Regions from separate parts of the Homo sapiens genome. Here region 1 is linked to region 2. Evidence: chromatin loops called from intact Hi-C (ENCODE). Cell type or tissue: GM12878. All regions are shown on one strand. Links, peaks and the distances in the headings refer to the core of each region. The heading gives the core; the rest is flanking DNA. Region 1 overlaps LOC107987065 (a long non-coding RNA gene). Region 2 has its middle 19 kb from the start of SHB.

Region 1 (2,918 bases), core at 120-2,619, 230 kb before region 2:
TTAAGCTTTATCAATATATAAAAGTGTTTTGCCAATCTGATAGGTAAAAATATATTTTTGTCATTTATTTATTTATTTTTATTTTTTATTTTTGAGATGGAGTCACTCTGTTGCCCAGGCTGCAGTGGCTCACTGCAACCTCCACCTCCCAGGTTCAAGTGATTCTCCTGCCTCAGCCTCCCAAGTAGCTGGGATTACAGATGCCCACCACCACGCCTAGCTAATTTTAAATATATTTTTAGTAGAAATGAGATTTCATCATGTTTGCCAGGCTGGTCTTAAACTGCTGACCTCAAATGATCCACCTGCCTCGGCCTCCCAAAGTGTTGGGATTACAGGTGTGAGCCACTGCGCCCGGCTTACTTTTGTCATTTTAATCTGTACTTCTTTGAGCACTGTCTTTCTTTTAAGTGAATTTCTAGTCCAAGTCTCCTGCACATTTACTATTAGGTTGTTTTTTTTTTTATTGAGTCATAGAAAGCTCTTTATACATGAACACTATTAACCTTTTGTATGTAATAAATGTTGAAAATGTTTTCCCTCAATTTGTCATTTGTACTTTAGTTTTATTTGTAATGTCTTTTGCCTTACAGACATTTCAAATATTTATGTAGTTAAACCTTGTCATTTATTATTTCCAGATTTATTTTTACTTTACCACCTTGTTTTTTAACTACCAGTTAATGATTTTACTCTCTAGTTAATCATGAGTTACTTGGGGGCATAGGCTGCCTCTTACTCACATCTGTAGATCTTTCTCAAGAAATCACTCACCCTAGAGCCCTGGCTATGATAAGTGCTCCGTAAATAAGCACATGTTTAAATTTTATTGAATCGACAGAGTTCAGTGTGCTGTAAAATAAGCAAACATAGAAAATGTAATTCCAAGATTGAAGTTGAGGGAAAAGCTCCAAGGTGCTTTGGCATACAAAACAAAATGCATGGTGAATTAAAACTGTAATTTCAATCGATATATGGAGTAAGATCACGGTTAAATTCAGCTGGCAATAGAAAATTATTAAAAAGATCACAAGAAATGTGTTCTATATTGGTTTCACTTTAAAAGCTGTTTTTGTCCCTGAATTATCTGCTTTCAGAATCAGAGTTTAATACGGAAGAGTCATAGTTTAATATAAAAATAGTCACAGTTTAATATAAAAAGTCAGAATTTAATATAAAAATAACAAAGTGGGGAGTTCAGATGGTAATCTGGATCTCATGTAAAACACATGCCCGGTGACTGGGGCCACTTTAACTACCCTGTGTCTGCTCTTTGCTGGTGACAGTCTACACTGATTGCAGAACACATGGGGAAAAGGAAAGACAGGCTCTTAAGTACGAGAACTGCACACCTCAAGCTGTAATATGCTGCTGTTGTTTACATTCTTAATGCTGCTCATCGAAACTTGGAAGGCATGTGATGTTGGGGAAATCCCTGGGCCTCATTTTGGCTGTTTTAAAAACAAAGCGGGTTCACTGCATGATCTCGGCAGTTCGTCCTGAAACTGAGGTCCTTGGAGCGTACGAGACTCTTCCTGTGAAATGATTTCCAGGGCCCTGCCTTTGTGGAATTCCCCTGTGATTCCATCTGAGGTGTGAAGGCAAACCCATCACAGTTGTTACCAGCTGTTCTGTGAGGCTGCGCTGGGAGCCCCCAAGAGCATCAACACCGACGTCTGTATAAGTTAAATTAAATTCCAGGATCTGGTGTGAAGCTGGAACAGGCCTTGATGTTTTTATCTGTCTGCTGCTGAATTCCTCTGGGGCCTATCGCCTCAGCTGAGAGCACACGAGGGAAAGGGAATGGAGTGGAAGGGACAGTTTTCTCTCTTTTATTTATGTAGGTTAATAATCATTTTATTATATAAATTATACCCTGGTCACTTCCTAAAAGGACTGAAGATAATTCATGAGTTCACTTGAATTATGGTACTCTATCCCTGCCCTATGCCAGACCCAATGCTGGAGGCTTGGGGAAAGAGAAACACATGAAAAAAATCTGATACTGTGTCTTACATGGTATTAGAGAGGCCTTGGGGTATACAGGGTTATGGGGACACATGGAAAGAAAAAGCAATTCTGATGGTCCAGAGGTGGGCATGGAGGGGAAGAGAGAGGGAAAGGGGATGTCAATTTCTTGAGTACCTTTTAGGAAGGAATATGTCATCATGACCAAGGGCACAGGATTTGGCGACAGGTAAGACTGGGTTCAACTTATTTAAACCTCAGTTTTCTCATCAGCAAAATGGAGTAATAATAGAATTTCCTTTATTGGGTTGGTAGGCAGATTAAGTGAAAAAGGCATATAAAGCACTTAGCCATGCTTAGTGTCCAGCACATGGCAAGCATACCATATGTGGTCACTGCTTTTATTATTATTCTGCTTATCAGTCAGTCAGATGCACTTACTATCGAAGACTGCATTGTACTTGGTTTACAGATGAGGAAACAAAGGCTCAGAGAGCTTATATAATTTGCCCAAGGCCACTCAGCTTGAAAATGGCAGAAGCAAAATTCCAATGAACTTCAAAGCCCATTTTCTTCCCACTGCTGTGCTGTGCTGCTGCTGAAGGAAGGTTCCCCAAAGACCTGATATTTGAGTTGGGTGTTAAGGAATGAATAGAGGTTGCTTTGTGGGCCTTAGAGAAAAGGAAATGCTCTACAACCCTCCAGCCTCAAAGAGGTGGATTTGGCCAACAAGCTGAATGAACTCAGAAGTGGATTCTTCCCTCAGAGACTCCAGAATGGAGTGCAGCCTGGCTGACACCTTGAGTTCAGCAGACCCGAGCAGAGGACACGGTCATCCCATGCTCAGGCTTCTGACCTACAGAACCGCAAACAAGCAAATGGGTATTGTTTTAGGCTGATAAATGTATGGTCATTGGTTATGCAGCAATAGAAAATGAATACAATGATTC
Region 2 (2,918 bases), core at 162-2,661:
ATACTGCCCTTTGTGGGATATCTATTTCTGTAGAACCCTGACAATGGGGATGATGTCTGGTTTGACTGCGGTATGCCTGAGAGCACTGGGGAGAGACAAGCTTTAGGAAAATCCCTGGGGCTGGGGGGATTCTGCTACCCTGATGCCTGCCTATATGATGGCTTAGTTGAAAGACAGATGTTGAAATGAAGTTTCTGAGATTAAAGGAAAGTGAAAGGGGGTGTTCTTTACTTGTTGATACACTCAAAGCTTGCACAGGCTCTCAGGCCAGAAGACATGAGACAAAAACTAATAATGGTAAGAAATGACCCCCCACTTCAACTCAGCTGCCTCAAGCAGGAGGATTTTTCCCATCAGGTGCCACAGACAGAGGACAGAGGACCTACGAGCTTCTCAAGAGCCTCGAAAAATGTTTCATGCACTACAAAAATTCTCATTGACTCCAAGTTACAAAATGAAAATTCCACAGTCAAAATGTAATGAAATGCCCTGAAATTCTGTGTTACATCAACTCTATACATCGTTATACTTAGTATCTGTAAATTTTTTTATATTTGAAAAGAATTAGCAGATTCTTTCACTTCAAGGAATTCCTAACTATGCACAATGATTTCTAAGAAACCACAGCCATTGAAAATAAAATTAGCAAAATAATCCTCAAAGTAAAATTATTAAAATGCCCCCAAAAACTATTTTAGAGAAAATGAATTGCATTTCCAGTGGGATGTGGGGGCATTTTGGTGTGTGCTATGTCATGGGTCAGTGCATCTAGAAATTATACTGCTCAGCTTCTACAAAGGTCTGAACAATCCTGGTCCCAAAGGACCAGGGCCTCCTCAAAAGTTGTAAAGAAAGCAGGTGTACACAGGCAGAAGTGAGAAAGACATGGTCTTTGCAGCCAACTAACTGTTTTGTTCATGTCACTCAGAGACCATTGAAACTGAAAGGAACCCTGGTCATCATGGTGCCCAGTGCAAGGGTGGGGCTGGTCTCTCAGTCTCCAGACATCAAACTTATTTGGTAAGATGAGACACCTGAGGCTCAGAGAGGGAGAGGTCATCACCTAAGGACACACAGTACGAGCTTTCATCAGGGGCCATAGACACAGGATTGAGGAACTACAAGGTTAGAGATCAGACTCCAGACCCCTGCCTCCCAGACTCAGTCCTTGCCACTGTACTATGCCTGGGCTTCCTGCTTCCTTCTCCAGGACACTGAGTCATCCCCCATCCTTAGCAGAATATGTGGGTCACTGGACATTCACTTGCTGGTTTAATTTTGGAGATTCTAGCTCCTATTCTTAGATGTTTATCAATGTTTGCCATCCGTCTGTTCATCCTTGGGCTTTCCTAACCTTGGTCCAGGCACGCTGCTTCCTAGGCCTTCTGGTTGGAGGCCCACTTTATCCTGTGCAAATCACCTAGGCCAAGATTCCCCTTCCAGCCAGGGCTCAACTAGCGGACCAGCCAGCTGGCTGACCCCACAGCCACAGCAATATTTTGGCACCTGGACCATGCCCTCTCTCGCCCCCTTGTGGCCACTCGGAGAGGTGCACCACCTGGGACTCAGGGTCCACCCCATGTGTGCCAAGTGCATTTGAGCCAGCTTGATTATTATTTCTCAAAAGGCTTCCTTATTCCTGGATGACCGTTACTTGGGCAGCACTAACTCTTCTCCACTCCTGCTCTCCCATTTAATTGTCCATGGCAGCCTCAGACTCCCCGTTTGATTCATCAGTCCATCAACTCCCAAGGATTCTTGAGCACCAGTCAAAGGCGATCAATCTGTGGATGAGGATGCAGTCCATGGCGGGAAGTTACAGCCAATAAAGGGCAGCTGAAGCACTCATCAAAAATTTAATAATTTGTGGTTCAAATTAGACTGTGCCAAGAACTTCAAGAATTAAGAAATGGGGTAATGTAGCTGTGGAGGTCCCAGCGAGAAAATAATCAAATTGGTCTTTGGGAGACAGGAAGTCTTTTGAAAACAGAAGGAAAGGAAGAAGAGAATTCTGGAAGAAAACAAAACCCATGAGAAGCAATAACTAACAGCCTGAGCAACATGGGGAAACCCTGTCTACACCAAAGATACAAAAAATTAGCCGGGCGTCGTGGCATACACCTGTGGTCCCAGCTACTTTGGGGGCTGAGGCAAGAGGATCACTTCAGCCTGGGGAAGTCAAAGCTGCAGTGAGGCAAGATCATACCACTGCACTGCAGCCTGGGCAATAAAGTGAGACCCTGTCTCAAAAAATAAAATAAATTAAAAATAAGTAATAACTAAGGTAGAATTATGGTTTAAATAGTATTTCCAAGGAAAAAGATAAAATGGAGATGAACTTTTTTTTTTTTTTTTTTTTTTGAGATGGAGTCTCGCTCCTGTCATGCAGGCTGGAGTGCAGTGGTGCAATTTTGGCTCACTGCAACCTCCACCTCCCAGGTTCAAGCGATTTTCCTGCCTCAGCCTCCCGAGCAGCTGGGATTGCAGGTGTACACCACCACGCCCAGCTCATTTTTGTATTTTCAGTAGAGATGGGCTGGCCAGACTGGTCTCGAACTCCTGACCCCAGGTGATCTGCCCCCACCTTGGCCTCCCAAAGTGCTGGGATTACAAGCATGAGCCACCGCACCTGGCTGAACTCTTTCTTATTATCTTCTCTAGGTGCTCAGATTCCTTTGTTAGTTCTTTTTGCAAAGCACACACCACACTCTGACTCTGCAATGTTTACATGCTCTCCCTTCTGCTATTCATTAAGACCCTCTTGGCTGCAAGTAACAGAAATCTAACTGAAATTAGCTACAGTGAAAAAGAAATGTATGGATGGATATAACTGAGAAGGACATGGAGAACACTGCATAAAGTAAGCCTTCAAATCCAGGGCTGGCACAATATAATCAGTGTGCTCTCTTTTTCAGCTC

The links. Peaks named below come from ENCODE experiments on the same cell type or tissue, not always from the same donor. Only the 100,000 strongest peaks of a DNase experiment are listed, where the experiment ranks them.
Region 1: a loop joins it to region 2, with 2.9 times the contacts of the local background. A loop is called at or near these places in 1 of 110 quality-filtered maps.

What each region holds. Positions count from the first base shown.
Region 1 is chr9:38,317,778-38,320,695 of GRCh38, reverse strand. All of the region lies in intron 1 of LOC107987065 (a long non-coding RNA gene), which reads right to left. Among named protein-coding and RNA genes, the nearest start is that of ALDH1B1, 73 kb to the left of the region's middle. RefSeq lists an enhancer at 1,314-1,653. In GM12878, for the core only: no CTCF peak of the experiment used is centred there; a DNase peak (open chromatin) is centred at 1,465; H3K27ac peaks cover 984 bases.
Region 2 is chr9:38,086,762-38,089,679 of GRCh38, reverse strand. No RefSeq gene overlaps it. Among named protein-coding and RNA genes, the nearest start is that of SHB, 19 kb to the right of the region's middle. RefSeq lists enhancers at 6-75, 1,418-1,467 and a silencer at 1,414-1,708. In GM12878, for the core only: a CTCF peak has its summit at 1,529 (motif pointing left); no DNase peak of the experiment used is centred there; H3K27ac peaks cover 1,134 bases.